Regions from separate parts of the Mus musculus genome. Here region 1 is linked to region 2. The links are chromatin loops, found by intact Hi-C in ENCODE. Cell type or tissue: gastrocnemius. All regions are shown on one strand. Links, peaks and the distances in the headings refer to the core of each region. The heading gives the core; the rest is flanking DNA.

Region 1 (8,333 bases), core at 315-8,314, 180 kb after region 2:
ACACACTAAGCCCACATTCAGCCACTGAGATAACAGTTCCCAGAAGGATGTTTTTTTGTTTTGTTTTGTTTTGTTTTTTTAAACTAGACACTGATACTTAGTAAATACTCAATGAGAACCACTACACAGGGCTGGGTCACAGGCACCTGACTGCATGCCACCAGGCCCAAATCTCCTTTTCTCTCCCAAGTTCTTTAGGACTACATTTAAATGTTGCCCTCTGAAATATATTCTATAAGGAGATCACCTGGCATTTTCAAGAGCCCCTGGTCCCAGTAACTTTCATTTATATCAATAACGAGGAAGCTGTGTTAAAAGTACTAGGCAGCATCCTACAGCTCACAGGAGATGACAACAGCTACTAGTAGAGTGCCCTGTAGTGGACCTGTCACTCAGCGTCCTTATGTTAGCAACCTGGCTAAACAGCCACTGTATTACATGGTATACATAAGTAAGTCATACACAGACACAGTGAAAGGCACTATATATGCCTTGTTTTCTCAAAGCAACTTTAAGATTATTAACTTTTTGCTTTACAACCAAGAAAAACCAGAAAAGCTCAATGACTTTGCAAACCATGCAACAGGCAGGGCTCGAGGCCCAGGCAGACTAAGGCCTGTTTTCCTAGCTGCTAAAGAACTCTACAGTGTTATTCCTTAGCCAGCATACAAGGCTTTTTCCTTTCTACCCAAAATGTTCCTTCAGTAACCTAATAGCAACTGTGAACAAACAACATTAAATAGTCCCAAAAGAAAACACAAATTCTAACTAAAATGTAAACAGGCAGGGAAATTTGGCAAACAAATTCTACTCAACTGTCCAGCAAACATGAAGACTACCTTTGAAGCCACACAACAGTTGAACTTCTGTTTAGAACCTTAAACACTATGTATCTCCATATAGTTCCAGGCAAAGCTCCACAAGAAGCACACTGGATCATTCGTATGTCTGATCTACCCAAGGGAGTGCTGACTGATAAGCAAACTTTACCCATTAATTTCATAGCATCACTGAAATTTCCACTTGGTTGGGCAGAATGAAAGCATGTGTCAGTAGGCGTTAACATTCCAAAGGCCTGGTAAGGAAATGCAAGTCAAAAAAGTTCCTGTTGCAGCTAATGGGTTCTGACTCCTTAACATCCCCTCAAATATTAACTCATTTTACTAAGAAACAGACAGCTGAATATACATGTAATAACATACAATCAAATAAAATGACTGGTTTAAAAATGAATTCTCATGTATCTACAGTAGATCAAATCATATACTAGAATACTGAGCCTAGTTTACAAGTTACAGTAAGGCTAGACAGCAAGTTCCACATATAAGGTGGAAGCTTCAAACCGGTAAAAAAAAAAAGCTTCTCACTGTCGGTACATGTGCTGGCTAGTATTGTCAACTTGAAAAGGAAATCTCAAATGAAGAATTGCCTCCAACAGACTGGCCATGGGTCGCTTTCTTGTTAATTGATGTAGGAGGGCTCAGCAAACTGTGACAAGTGCCATCCCCAGCAAACTGTGACAAGTGCCATCCCCAGTAGGTGGTCTTAGTCCAGGCAAGAAAAGCAGCTGCAGGTGAACCTGGGAGCAAACTAGCAAGGAATCGGCATCTGCCCACAGTCTCAGCCCATGCCTTAAACTTTGCCTTGGCTTTGCTCAGTGATGGATTCTGATCCAGGAGTTCTAAGATAAAATAAGCTCCCCAAGGCTGATCTTGGCTAGTTTTGTATAAATGAGAAGCAAACCAGGATAGCAACACAGCAGAAAACCAGTAACAGCACACAGATATTATAAAATGAACATTTTAAACAATGATCCATACATTATAAACTCAACATAACCAATTCCAGAGAGCAGTCTATAACTTGGCCTCCATTTCCATATCATCAACTTCTTGTACTTTAACAAATCTCTATCAATCTGGAAATCACTAAAGACAACAAAATAAACTATAAAGTTAGGCTTGGCTTAAACAGCTCTGTGACAGTTTCCACAGGCATGCATCTTACTCATTAAGAAAAAAATATAACTACATTTTGGTCAAATCTACAAATGTAGTAAAACTGTAAACATAAATTTCTGTGACCCCTGACACCCAAAGATGACACTTAAATCTGAGGACTGAAGAGCTGTATTTGCTTAAAGAAAAGTTTAGGGCTGGCGAGATGGCTCAGTGGGTAAGAGCACTGACTGCTCTTCCAAAGGTCCTGAGTTCAAATCCCAGCAACCACATGGTGGCTCACAACCACCCGTAATGAGATCTGACACCCTCTTCTGGTGTGCCTGATGACAGCTATAGTGTACTTACATAAAATAAATAAATCTTTAAAAAAAGAAAGAAAAGTTTAAGTCGCATCTGTTTACTGTTTTTTGTGCGAGCACACAAAGCTCCTTGCCTCAGCCTGAGAGTATGGGTAAGAGGACAACTTGCAGGAGGAGTTAGTTCTCTCTTTGTATCATGTGGGGCCTGGAGATGCAACTCTGGTAGTCAAGCTTACTGGCAAATGCCTTTGTCTCACCGCCTCTACAAGTACTTTTTCATATTTGTCTAGACTAAGAGTGATGGAGTAATCCCACATTATTGGGAATAAACTCGAGAAAAAGAAAGAAATGAAATAAGTGTCTGTGTGTGTTGCATGACACAGCTACCAACCTGGAAAGAATAATGGCACCTCGGTTGATGCTGGCCCAGGACTTGAGGTTCTTCATACCAACACGCTCTACAAGGGTTTTTGCAAAACAACCTGCAAAGTAGACTGATACTTAGTGGGCGCCACATGCATATCCCCTTAAGTTAATATAAACACTAAAATTCTAGTATAGATCGAGCACTGTGTTAATAAAGCCAAGTTTCTTAACTCTGATGCAACTTCTAAACTATCTTTTAGCAATAATTACCCAAGAAAAACAAATTATTTTTAAAAAGCTTATTTGATCACATCTGTACTTTTGTAATATTTAATGATTTAACCTTGACCAGCAAGTAAATGTTTGACAATATCACTTTACCTGTAGCCAAAATTAGTTCCTACAGAAAAAAAAAATTAACTAGAAGGGACCAGTAACATGGCTAGTGACTAAAGAATGAACATTTTGGCTTACTCGTGGCAATTTCTTTCTACAATGATTTCGTAGCCACCATAGCCTGTTGTCCCAGCTCTGGAGGCTGAGGCAAGAAGACTGCCATGGGTTTCAGGCTATGTGATTCCTCCATCCCAAACACCGTTCATCTGTAACTCTCTTTCCAAGGCCTTAGCCTGTTGTTCCCTGTACCCTCTAGGTGCAGCTCATTCTCAGCCAGTGACTGGGGTTTGGGAAGGAAAGGGTGACCTATGCTGATGGCAACAATCTCACGTAGGTACTGTGTACATATAATAATTCAAAGACACGCATGGAGCACACTTAGCTCTTGTGGTAAACAAGGACAGCTAGTGAGGCTGTTTGCTTTCCAAAGGTGATAAAAACAACATGTTCTCCATGGTGTGCATTTCTAGATGCTGCCAGTCCCCCATTAAGGGTAGAATCTAAGTCTTCTGTTGAATCTGGGTGGTCTCATTGCCTGGACCAACAGAACAGGGTAGAAGTGAGATGAGATGACATCTAAGGACTAATCCTGAGGCCTAAGCATACGTGGGCTGTTTCCTTGGGACGCTCAATCTAAGCACCAACACCCGGGGCTGAGGACCTCAACTCAGACTCCTAGAAACTATGTATGGCTGGAGCTTGTTATTATTATATACCTAATATTCCCAGGTGGGATGAGATGTGGAAACAGGGCCCCTAGGAGCACAGGGGCCAGCTAGCCCAGCATATGGAGTGACAGATCACAAAAGACAAGCTCTGTCTCAAACAAGGTACACTGACAACTGAAGCTGTCCTCTGCACTCTACACATGTGCCACGACATGCTATGTCCATAGTCATACACATACATGCCATAAATAAAAGAATAAAAATAAATAAAAAACAATTAACCACCATGATGTGTGCAGGCCCAAGCAGTCTAGGACGAGGAAGTGCGGCTAACACTGGCGGCCCTGTGGTAGGATGAGGAAGTGCAGCTAACACTGGCAGCCCTGTGGCTGGGCCAGCAACACTGTGTAAACTCCAGTGCCCAACAAGGAGCCTTGAGAGGTAGGGAGAAACAAGCTCCACTAAAGCCGAAATCCTGCTCAGTGAACCACTAAGCCGAGGGAGCTTGTCACACAGCAATACATAACCCGGATAACAGACACTTATTCGTGCTTGAAACAACAACCACTCCAAGCCCACCAGCCATGGTTTAGGGCTTTTGGTGTCTTAATTATAAAAAAATCATTAGAAAAATGTTTGGAAATTGGTAACTTGTCAAACTCACCTAAACAGAGCATCAATGTTTCCAATAATGAAATTGCGGCAGAAACCAGTCCCAGGTCTTTATGTGACAGTACCACCCTCCGCCCTCCACTGGAAACTGTCTCCAAAAACAAATCCATGACCTCAGCTCAAAGCTTTTCCAGCCACCGTAACAGCTCATGGTATTTGCATGGTAGGCAAGCAGTCTACTAGTGAGCTGTAGCCAGCCCTTGACATTTAATCATTACTTACTTATTCACAGGCACGATTTCCACATACTTGGCAAATAGTACCTGAACCTAAATGGTCAGTATAAAGTCAAGGAATGCAAAAACTCCATGTAACACACACACAAAAGATAAGCTGCACAGCCTACCTTCCTTTCCGCTTTCTTTCATCTTTTTATCTTGCTCTAGTAACCATTTGAGAACCAGATGTCCTGCAGGATGCTCAGCAACATGAAGCTACAAGAGAACCCGACACGTTATTGCAGAAGCTAGTAAATATCTCTGGTCCCTGAGCCTATCTTTACCCCACGTGTAGACACAGATGTGGTTACGTTTCAGTTTTAAGAAATCTTAACCCAGGATGCCCATCATATACCTAGGGTGCAACAAGCAGCAAAGTAGAAGATCATAGCCCCTACAAGGTAGTGCAGAAATTAGTTTGTTTGAATAGCAACATACAATGCTCATCTAAAAAATCAGGTAATCTGTCCACTCTTCCCATGGCAACATTGTTCTAAGATACAAAGAAATCTCTGGGGAGAATGCTACATGGCGTTTAAATATTATTCTCTACAGTGACCTAATCAGCAGGCCAAGAAAACATTCTGCAGCTTGCTTGCTGGCCCTACCAACTGTTCCCACAGTAACAGTGGTCTCCCTTCATTTAGGATGAGAACCAATGAGCACTATTTCCATAGAGAGCAGTATTTCATCACATTCATCTGTCTGCTCCAGGAAGGCAGGGGTCTGAGCTTCAGCTGACAGTCCACTTGTCTCTTCCAATCCACGTTGTCAAAAGCATGCCACATGTCAGACATCAGACACTCAATACCAGAATCAAGTGCGGGTGGGGATTAACACTGCTGAGTGCCAGACTAGACCCATGGCTAAAGGGAATTAGACATGGAATGAATAACTGTGCTGTGAAAAAGATTCTAACTACTTACTCAACAGGTAGCCCCAACTTGTTTCCTCTAAAGGCTCCACTGTGGTCTCCGGGGCTACATCCTCAAGGCTTTAAGTAACCCTCGCCATCCAGTCACTCTTGCTAGACTGGTGTGGACGCAGGTGTGCCTCAGACCAATTTTCGCTAATGACATGGCAGGAAAGCCTGGCTAGAGATGGTCTTCCCTGACAAGAAAAGGCCTCCTTGCTCTTGCTTTCCTTCCTGCCTGAGAGCCTGATGTGAGCAAGTGCTGCGGCTATGGAAGCTGGCCTGAACTAGAACACACAGGGAAAGAGGGCAGGGCAAAGGAGCCCAACAGGGGAGGCTGACTGCCCTGTGCAGCACACAGCCTTTGTACTGTGACGACTCAGTGCTGCTACCACAAGGCATTCCATTATGTGTAGTTTACTGTCACCAGAACTACATCACTAGTTTAAAGTCCCTTGGACGGAACTAAAATGCAGCTGTTAGCATTCAGCTAACATAAAGGTGTGCATAAAAGTGACACGTACACTTCTGTCCAATGGATTCCAAACTCGAAGGGCAGGGACTGTCATTTCATCTATCGAGTATCTCTTTAAGCATTCCTGACAGATTTATTGCCTTTTCGATTAATGAATGAAAGGCTTAACTTGAACAGCTTATTTTATATCCTTGAGCAATGCCAGCGATCATAATGAAAGGCTATTCTATTTAGCACATAAAGGCTTTTGTGAGACTAACTGACAGTAGAGGTCAAAGATCCAAATAAATAAATAAATAAAATAAAATAAAATTGGTGGTTGCCTGTAACCAGCTGCTAGTTCAGAGCTCCCGGGTCTTACAAGGCAGCACAGGACAAAGGCAGTCCGATCGATCGGCGGCCCCTGCCTTCTGCTTGTGGCCGGCTGATTTGCAAACACGAGTCTTGAGCTCCCAATGCTCCCCTCCTCAGAGCTGCGGTATGGCTCCCTGCAGCCCACGCTCTTCTCCACCATTCTTGACTGAGCTGCTAACCCTTCAGGGCCCAGTGTAGCCTTTTCCAATTCCAGGAAGGCTACCTGGGGACATGCTGTTCTTATACAACCCCTTAGAATCCACAGTTGTCCTTCAGTTTTTGTTTCTATGTTAACTTAAATAATTACTTTCCTTAAATTGCATGTCTTCCGAAAGCTTTGGGGTGCAGCAGAGGACGGTGTTGCCTGCGGTACAGCACTAACAAGGCACACACAATCAGTGAACTTCAGATGCAACGTAGAATCACACCATGCCCATGTAACTACAAACAAGAAGGAACAACTGTTCTGTCTGAGACAGCCTCACCCAGCTCAGTCAGGCCCTCCACTTCATGTGTAGGAGAATGACCTTGAACTCCTATTTCTCCTACCTCAATCTCTCAAGTCTAAAGCCTAGGTTTGTGGTTATGCACCCGGCTGAGTGAGTCTTTTTTAATGAGTCAAACAAAATTAGGGAAGACTTCAAGGAGAACTATGGGCACTGGAATGCATTAGGCTTTGAATGGATGGAGCACAGGACAAACAGCACTTCACACCACAGGAAGCAGCTGCCACAGCAAGCATGGACTACTCTGGAAAGGTAGTGAAGGGGCAATCACAGATAACCATAAGTCATAGCACATGTCTGTAGGCACTACAGGATCTCTGCATTCTGGGGAAGACAAGTGCTACCACCGGCACTCTGAGTTACCGTTTTTAAATGTACTACTGGCATGACTGTTGACCCTCTGCAGAATCCACATCTGGAGATACTATAGGCCCTGGGGCTCTCCTACTATAATCACAGTACATCACCTCTCCGTCCTTGCCACCAGGATGCAGTTCTGCTGCTGCCAAACTGGCGATGGCATCCATAGCAGGCTGAACATCTCCAGTAGCAGATCCCAGCATGTCAGACACCAGCACACATGCAGACTTATCCAGCACCACCTCTTGAGTGTGTCCTTGCAGGTAGCTCAGCAAAGCTGGAGAGATGGACTCCAAGAGCTCACGCCGGCGGATTGCAGTGTCCTTCTTGCTGTCGGAATATGTTGAGTGAGGTGGTAAGCTAAGTGACCAGTCTTGTTATCACAAACCTCCAGGAGCTTATCATAACCCAGGGCACTATCTCCTGTAACTGTCAGTCCTGCCGAGCATGTGGACAGTGAGTGAGTCAAGGGCAGACTAGGTGTCATCTTTCCATCCCCAGGATCTGAACACTATCTGGCATGGAGCAAGACTTCAATAAAGGAAGCTGCTTTCTACACCACAGTCACAAACGAGTAACCAACCATTCCCAATCCTGCCAATCTTCAACCAAGTAGTGGCAAGTCATCATGTGAGACAGGACGTGTTCAGAGTACTTTATAGATGCTCTCAGGACATTTAAGTATAAGATACTGACAACTCTGAAAGTAAAGTAAAACAAAAAGCAAACTATTCACTTGAATGCCTACTGTGTGCCAGGTTCAGCTGTGTTCTTTCAGCCAGATACTGCCATTTCCTTCAAAGTAAGCTCTTGAGACTATGGAATTCACTAAGAAGTCTTAGGGAAATGGAGGGAGAGAGGGAGGCATCTAGAGGATTTCTTGGAGTCATGAGCTGGCCTTCACCTGTGCGCGTTGCCATCACCCTTCTGCAGAAGCTCGATGAGCTCGGGCACCGTGTGGGCGGGGTCTCTGGGGCTCATCAAGTACAAGAGGACTTTCCTTCCGTATTTGTCATTAACTATGCTGGGCAAGGAACTGATGATTTCCTAGATAATGGAAACAAAAACGTCCACTGTTTATTATATTCCCAGAGTTCCGCTGAGATTTGATGGGGATGAAGAACACACCCTGGGTATTTTCCTCA
Region 2 (8,333 bases), core at 247-8,246:
TTGAATGCCAGTAAATAGACTTTTAAAACAATGAAGCTGTTTGGATAACACCTTCCCAAAGAGCATGGGAGGAGGCAGGTCTGTTCTTCACAGAGCACTAGCTGTGATGCCACACAAACCATACACATAACCATGTAAGGAAACATCAGGTATAGCATGGATGCCCATGTGCGAATCTTGTAAAAGCTCACAGAATGGAGTGATCATGATCAAACCACATACAGACTGGCACAATGACAAAAGTGGTTCTAGCCTTTGCCTACTTATCACATTAATAAGACGTAAACATCCATCTAACCAAGAGAGAGCTCCAAACTAAGTTCTTAAGCCTCTGCAGAACTCAAGCAGCTTGGGGAATGTGCTTGGGGCTTAAGCCTTGAATGATGCACTGGGAGAATGCCTTGGGCTAACGGGTTGAGACCCTGAAGCAGCCATGTAGTTAAGGGAGGATATTCTGCAGGTGGCTTCAGGAGTGATTCTCAAAGCACTTACCCTGACCAACTCAGGGAAAAACTCAGAACCTTCAGCAGCACCCTGTTCAAGCACAAACTCTCAGGCCAGAGCCTGGCACACTATTGAGACTGTCTTTTCAAGTGACTCTGATAGAAGTCGAAGTGTATAATACATTATTATAAATCATCAGGCCCCACACATACAGCCTAGAGAGAAGGTGAAACCTGTGGGGTTTGCTGGCCTCTCACACAATTAAAAAAAGGATAGCAGGGAGGCCCGGGTGTGAGTACCAGAATACAGCAGGAAGGGTCAGCTCTGCTCACTTCTGACTTGCTGAGGCTTCAGTGATCAGCAGGACAACTAGCCAATTGGTCTGAAGATGACTTCTGAGCCCTATATGTACCCATCTAGGCCTTTGAAGAGAGGGACATGACAGAAGAACGTGAACTTTCAAGTTTTCTGTAGGCCCTGCCCTGATTTCAGAAATTGAGTTAAAAAAAAAAATTACATAATTTTTGAAGGGGGGAAAAAAAGTCCCACTTCTCAAACAAAACACACTGGAGTCGTTCTCTAAAAAAATATTTCTTTTGTATATTTTTAGATGTAGAGTAATTTGTTTTTTTTAAGAATCTCATAAGTATACATATTGAAATATGATCATTTCTGCCTCCCCGATCACTGGAATAGGGGTACATATATAGATGTCTTTTAAAGCCCTATTATAACAGGATTTCTGAGGAAGAGGCTGGAGTCTCTGTACTGAGCACAACTTTCCTTACTGTTCTTTAATATACTCCTTCACCACCAGTGTCTCTAGGGTTTCCTTCTCTGATGTTATTCGAACCTACCTTGCATCCCTGGAGTGTCATCTCTGGAAAAGAATCTGGTTGCCAGACCTCTGCTCAAATTCTATCTCCAAGCCTCCCTGTGCTCCATAGTAAACTCCAAAGCTTTAGGGTGAGTCCCTGGGCCACACTAATCCAGTCCCTGCCACTTTCTTTCTTCAGCCCTGCTTCCCACCGCTTCAGCCCCTGAGCCTATTCTGAATCCCTCACACTGTCTTGGACACACAGGGCTTGTGATGGTTTATATTTGCTTGGCCCAGAGAGTGGCACTATTAGGAGGTGTGGCCTTGTTGGAGCAGATATGTCACTGCAGATGTGGGCTTTAAAATCCTCATCCTAGCTGCCTGGAAGCCAGTATTCTCTCAGCAGCCTTCAGATGAAGATGTAGAACTTTCAGTTTCTCCTACACCTTGCCTGCCTGGAGGCTACCATGTTCCTACCTTGATGATAATGGTCTGAACCTCTGAACCTGTAAGCCAGCCCCAATTAAATGTTGTCTTTAAAAGAGTTGCCTTGGTCATGGTGTCTCTTCACAGCAGTGAAACCCTAACTAAGGCAGGGCTCTTGTGTCTTGGTTTCCTCAACAATGTAAGCCCTTCCTTCAGTCGTCCCAGTGTAGCAGTTAAGCTAATACCAGGTTGTGTACAAACTCTCGGTAGATTAGGTCAACATGGGTTGTGTCCTTCTTCTGTGTCACTGGCTGGCAAGTCTTTCCCTAACAGGACAAAAGGTAAATACTTTAGGCTTTATGAGTGACATAGTCTCTGATACATGAGTATATATATGTATCCAAACCTTTAAACTGTATTTAAAAGCTTTTTTATTCATAGACATTTTCAGAGATGTGTGTGTATTGCTACTCATGAGGTCGATCAGAAACCTTCGTTAATAGCACAGCCACCTTTTGAATGCCTCCTGTTGCCAGGGAGACAAAAAGAGCCTCACACAAACAATGAAATGTCAGGGTCTGGGAGTGATGCCCATGCAACTTCTGTCCCTTAATTAGTAAAAGTTAATACCTTAACCCAGACAATGATAAAGAGGCTGAGGCAGGCTGTGACTTACTGAGTGAAAAATGCTGACTAGATCAGCTCAAGTCAAGCACCCGGGGAAGCCTTTTCTTACATCCTTATCCTGCGACCAAGTCAGCTGGGTTTCCCCTGTAATCCTTATTCATTCATTCATTCATTCATTCATTCATTCATCATTGTGATGGTTCAGATGGAATGGACAACCTTTGCATGCTAGGCAAGCAATCCACCACTGAGTAACAGCCTCAGCCACAGCTACAGTCGCATCTCTGTATTCTACAGCATCTGAAACAACTTTGGAACACAGTGCCGCATGTAAAACAGTGCTGTAATTTTCAACATGTCTCTCTTACCTTGACCAGCTCCCATGGCCTCCTCAGCTAAGTATTGACCCATGGCGGTTGCCTTACATAGCATAGAACCCAGCACTGCTCAGTGTGTGTGCTGTTTGGACACACTAGTTCACTCGGTGGATTGTGGAAGTAAATAGCACTACTCACATAGTTACCTGAAGGCCTCTGTTCGTTTGCCCACGTTATCTACTCGAGATTAATTTATTCTCTTAGTTATCAGTTACTCTCTATGTTAATTATATGCATTCGTCCTTTGGAACTTCTTTCAGCCTCTAATAGGTTGGTCTGAAAGAGACCTGCTTCTTGAGGCCACAGATGATTTTGAGTATCATGTGGGTTGTTTCTGATTTCAGTTTACAGGTCAGATGGCAGGCACAGAAAAGGGAGTGGTTTGTTTTTATCCTTTGAAGTTACACAGAGGCAGAGGCAGTCGAATGATAGACCAAAAAAGCCACCAGGTTGAGTGTAGAGCCATAACTTGGCTTACCAACAGTTTATTTATGCTAGAAAGCATAATACATGTTTGTCAAAGTTAAGTCTTATGTGCCGTATCAATGTTTCCCTTGTCGTGTACCTTTCTCTCTCAAGTAAAACATTGAAAACAAGCTTGTGACGTCTCAGTTAACTATGGAGCCTGTTCATATTGACTATTTATTGACTTCACCTATGTCCCCCACCCATTTCATCAGGTGTAAAGTGACTATGAGCTTTTCAAGCCCCAGGGATACGAAAGTTAGACCATCCCCCTCAAACTTGGTCTGTGGACTGGTACTGGCTGTGATCACGTGTTCACCATGCAGTTTCCGCCCATCTCCTACCCTCTGATTATACACAACAGCATCCACAGTGAGCAGCTTTGAAAGACCCCATCTGCATGTGAGATTATCCATCACAATGAGGCTAAATTACACCGATCAAAATGTACCCTGGCTGAGAATTACCCCCAGGGTCTCCTGGGTACATGAGAACATCTCTCCTAGTAGACTGTCCCCAGAGAACTGCTCAAGAGAACCAAGGTGACATTACAATGCCAGAAGGAAGCTAGGACATGGAATCTGAAATCTGTCAACTTTGATTCATTCGAGGTACAGCAACTTATAAAACAGAAGCACATACACACATATTAACAGGTGAAATAATTTGGAAAAATCTGTGGTATACCACAGAAAGCATCTCAACCAAGGCGATGTGTTCAAGAAAACTGAAGTACACTAAGAACAAACCATAAACTTAGGTCCTGTCTGGCACCCACCTCCCTCCAATCTATCCTCTCTGGGAGGGTTGACTTCTTTCCCTCCACAATGCTTATAATTGAACGTTACAAACTATACCAAGAATAAATCTACCGGGGTCCCCTTCCTCCAACCAGAAAAAGGTTAAGCTTTTAATTACAGGCCCTCAAACTATCATTTTGTGCAATTAGCAATTAACTCTAATCGTTGATGAGAGAATGCAGAGCTGCGCTGGCAATTTCCCTCCTCCCCATCCCAGACTCGGTTATTTTAGTCTTGTTCTATTACAGAGGACAAGCCACAACCGCGGGAGCGCTCTTGTTCTTTCTCTCTTTCTCTTTCACACACTCTTACTTAAAGCCACATTTAATTTTTAACAAAATGGCATCTCAGCTTGCCATTGAGATGGGACTCCGAACCCCACAGCAGAACAGCGGAGCTTTCGCACCCCTCCTCTTCATCACTTTCAGGTTGGAAAGAAGAGTCCCCCGGAAGATGCTACCTACCGACCTCACTACATCAGCCCTTCCTAGGGGCTCAGGAGAGGGAGGAAAAGGGTTCCTTGCTGCCCCCCAGACCCCTCAACTGCCAGCCCCATCAAGCCTGGAGGCGGTGGCAAGAGCAGCAATAGTTGCATCAGCGCTCCTAGCCAAGGCGCCAGGAGGGTACAGTAGCAACTGTAGGGAGCTAGGGAGCGCACAGCTGCTGCGGCCGCAGGTTCCCTGGATCAGGAAATTAGGACAGGCACCCGGGATTGGAGGTGAGGACGGTGCGCGAGCCAACCAGCGGCCGCCCCGGGTCCCCCGTGAGCCCCGGGCCAACGCGCGGAGCAGTCGAGCCCCTGGAGCCATCCGGATGGCGGCGGCGACAGCCCCAGCCCCAGCCACTCACGCACGCACGCTGCCACTTGCCCCCGCACCCTCCTCACTGCGCGCGGGAGAGCGGTGCGTGCCTGAGCTGCTGGGCTGAGCTCCCCCGCTGGGGTCCCCGCGCCGCTCGGCCGCGCTCCTGCGGCCGCCCGGGTGGTTGCCCCCAAACCGCTCACTTGAGCTGTCCTCGGTGGCGAACGGGCTCCCCGCCCCCTCCTCCCGCGCCGTTCCCTCCCCTCTCCCTCCCCTTCTCTGCAACGCCTGCATTATTTTCCGCCCGCAGGGTCCGCGCGCACACCGCGGCCGCGGCGGGGGAGGTGACCGGGTGGGTGGTTGGGTGGGTGGCTGGCGGGGAGTAGAGTGTGCAAGTTGCAGGGAAAGGGTGCCCGCTCCTTGCGTGCTCTCCGTGCTCCCGGCTCTTCACTCCTTCCCCCTCCTCCTCGTCTCCTCCCTCCCCGCCCCCACCTCCTTCTTCCTCTCCGAAGGGCTGGTAACTTGTTGTGCGGAGCGAACGGCGACAACGACGGCGCGACGGAGGCACCATCCGGGCGGGCAGCATGGGCACGTCCGCGCGCTGGGCGCTGTGGCTGCTGCTCGCGCTGTGCTGGGCGCCCCGGGACAGCGGCGCCACTGCAAGCGGTGAGTGGGGACGCGCCCCTCCGCACTCGGCCCGAAACAAGCCGAGGCGTCCGCGATCGCCGCGTTCTGGGGGACCCCGGGGCTCCTCTTGCCCATCCCCTCCTAGCAGGCGCCTCTCCACGCTCCTCTCCTGCCTCCCCTCCCCACCCGGGTGGCGCCTCTGAGCTGTCAGAGCCGAGGTTACTGGGAGCCAGGCCCGGGGGACGGTGGGGTTTAGGGTGTCCTAAAGCGTCCCTTGAACTTGTTGTCATTCTTCTGTGTCCCCCTTCTTCCCAGAACCTCTGTTTTACATGGTTTTCACCCCCCATTGACAAGGGCTAGGGGATGTGGGCTTTGGAGCCACTGAACAATGGTTCTGCCTCCTCTGCCAGGCGGGCTGTTAGGACCGTGGCAGAGCACGGGGCCTGGAAGCCCGAGTGCGCCCCTCAGACTTAAGCAGGGTTGAGAGCGCACAGTGGGTGAAGGTGGGCGTCTCCGAGGACACCGGGCGCCAGGTGCCGGCCGAGCCGGGAGTCCTCGCGCTGCCGTGAGCAAGCGCACGTTCGGTGGGCGGCAGCCTGGAGGCCGAGCCATGACAAGTACGCAGCCTGCGCCCGGGACTGAGACTCCCCAGGCGCCGGGCCGTCTCTCGGGCTCCAAGAGTGGCTTTCAACTGGACTGTCCTCCGAGTGCTTTTCTTTCTCCCATCCCCGGGGATTCCGCAGCTACTGCGGCTTTTAAAAACCTCTGGGGTCTCTGAGATAACTGAACGGGGGAGGGGAGTGGGATCAAGACTTAATCAGGTTACTTTGCCGAGCCTCATTCTGGGCAACACTTTCCCCCAGAGAAACTGAGTCCCAGTGTAGTGACTGTAATTAGCCTTTATTCTGCACAATACGGCCCGAAGGTGTGGAGCTGGAGCGTGTGACTGGAGCTTGGGGAGGGCGGGGTGACTACTGTCGAGTCCCAGGGGGTCGGCACACTGGCTTTGGAGCCCTGTGTGTTTCCAGCACCCCATCTTGGGTCACACAACTTTCCAGAGCAGGTGATAAGATGCCTTCCTAACAAGGTCCGCGTCTGATCCTTGGCGGGCCACTGAAGAGGTCTTAGAGGTCTTAAGAGGTGACACCAAAGTGCTTGCTTGCCAACCAGCTCTAGGTAATTAGGGCAGAACGCTGTCCCAGCTCTAAATAGTCCACAATCCACATCTCCTGTCGCCGGGTAGCTTAGAAGGCCCGCCTGCGTGCGGTCACGTGTGTCCTGGAGTGAGAGCGAACTTTCAAGTGTGTGGTCAAGCTGTCTGTCGAGCTATGCTGGGGTGTTTAAGTCTCCCAGCGCCCCTGGGCCTTTGGTTCCGCTGTCCGGAGCGTGAGAAGCTGGGCAGGGCTTTTCTGCCCCATGCGATTGGCTGGTAGCTGGATTGCGTTTAGCTTGGTCACGTGTCTACGCGGAGTTAATTGAGCTGCCCCAGCTGGGTTACCTTTAAGATCAGCCAGGCTCAGAGGGGCCTTTCCCTCTGGCGCTTTCTCCAGCTGCACTCTGAAAAGGGCCCAGGTATCGTGACGCTAGAATCCTTCCTGTGACAAACCTCTGTGCCCAGAGAAGCCCTGCTTAACAGAACATTTCAGACGCTGACATTAATCATTAATGGATGAGTAATGTTAACTTATTAAACCATCTCTCAGAAGAGTGACTTGACTCGGGCTATATATTTTGTAGTATTTCAAAACACGAATGCATAAAATCCATTACTGACTGTGATCCGGGGAGTTGGGAGAAAGGAGTCTCCTTAGCTGCAGAACCTTTTGGATTCTTGGAATGTTTAAAGTGCTAACTTTCCATCAGGTGCTGTTTTTTACGGAGTGGTCGGAAAGCATCCAGACTGCTTCAAGGAGCTAGTCCAACACCAGAAGTTGTTGAGCTGGGATCAGGAAAGTGGGGATAGCCTTTGTTTCTCCTTTACTGCAAGTGGGCTATGGTGGTGCTGTAAAAAGTGGAAGAGAGAACCAGGCACAAACCTAAGCAGCCAGAGTGGGAGAGGCAGTTCTTTCTGAACTACAGCAGACTTGGAGTTGGTTGACCATAAGTGAACCCACAGTAGTGTCCTAAGTTCAAAGTCCCAAAACATGCAGACTGATTTTTCTGCCCCAGACCTTCTGTGATTACTCTTTCTCTCCAACCCTTCCCTCTGCCCCCCACCAACACACACACACACACACACACACACACACACACACTAAACTGCCTGACACAGGGGAGGCATGTGTGTATAGAGTTTCTGCAAGGAATTGAAGTGAAGGGACACTAACAAACGAGAGATCGCAAGGACTGATGGCAGAACACATGGGGGTTCTAGGACTCTTGCCTCATATAGATTAAGCCTAGGTATAGATTAAGATACGGTGTGTTGTACAGTCTTCAAAGCCAGAGTTCTGCAAGAGCTCTTCCAATCTGACCAGTGACTCTCACTTCTCTTCCCCTGGGACTGAGAAATACCAGAGTATCTGCAGGTAGGAATCTGAAAGACCAGGAGAGATAATTCCTGGCTTACCAGAGCATCAAGAAAAGGCAGAGACCGTAGCAATCCATGCAGATGAAGGCTTTCTTTTTAAAAAGAGAGTCACAACCCAAGCTTCATGGGCAGCGCATTTCCCAAAGCCCGAAGCAGCTTTTTGCCCAGGTTCATTCTCTTACCAGTACCTCTAGTGCTGTGTCATCTCTACACAATTCTGCTTTTAATGCTTGAGTCTCTAGAGACCTACACTGTGTATATAAAGTTCAAGTTCAGTAGAGCCAACATAGGTTAAGACTTCAGGCTGACCAACTGCACTTGTAAACCTGTGTAAAGGTGGCTCCCTCCATCTTCTAAACAGTGGCAAACCTGATCATCAGATTCCTGCTTCCTAAAATATGAGTAACCTCAGACAGGACT

The links. A loop is a pair of places that touch in the nucleus more often than their neighbours do. Peaks named below come from ENCODE experiments on the same cell type or tissue, not always from the same donor. Only the 100,000 strongest peaks of a DNase experiment are listed, where the experiment ranks them.
Region 1: it touches region 2 in a loop (2.6-fold over the local background); 3 of 42 quality-filtered maps call a loop at or near these places.

What each region holds. Positions count from the first base shown.
Region 1 is chr19:27,391,587-27,399,919 of GRCm38, forward strand. It overlaps Pum3 (pumilio RNA-binding family member 3), which reads right to left. Exons shown (of 18, transcript NM_177474.5): 14 at 8,093-8,235; 15 at 7,296-7,518; 16 at 4,709-4,796; 17 at 2,652-2,742. Among named protein-coding and RNA genes, the nearest start is that of Pum3, 34 kb to the right of the region's middle. In gastrocnemius, for the core only: no CTCF peak of the experiment used is centred there; no DNase peak of the experiment used is centred there; H3K27ac peaks cover 1,540 bases.
Region 2 is chr19:27,212,275-27,220,607 of GRCm38, forward strand. It overlaps Vldlr (very low density lipoprotein receptor), which reads left to right and starts at 4,746. Exons shown (of 18, transcript NM_001161420.1): 1 at 4,746-5,422. The coding sequence starts at 5,341. The region is part of intron 3 of Gm35438 (a long non-coding RNA gene); the gene reads right to left. In gastrocnemius, for the core only: a CTCF peak has its summit at 4,597; DNase peaks (open chromatin) are centred at 4,256, 4,815, 5,236, 5,530 and 3 more places; H3K4me3 peaks cover 3,531 bases; H3K27ac peaks cover 3,972 bases.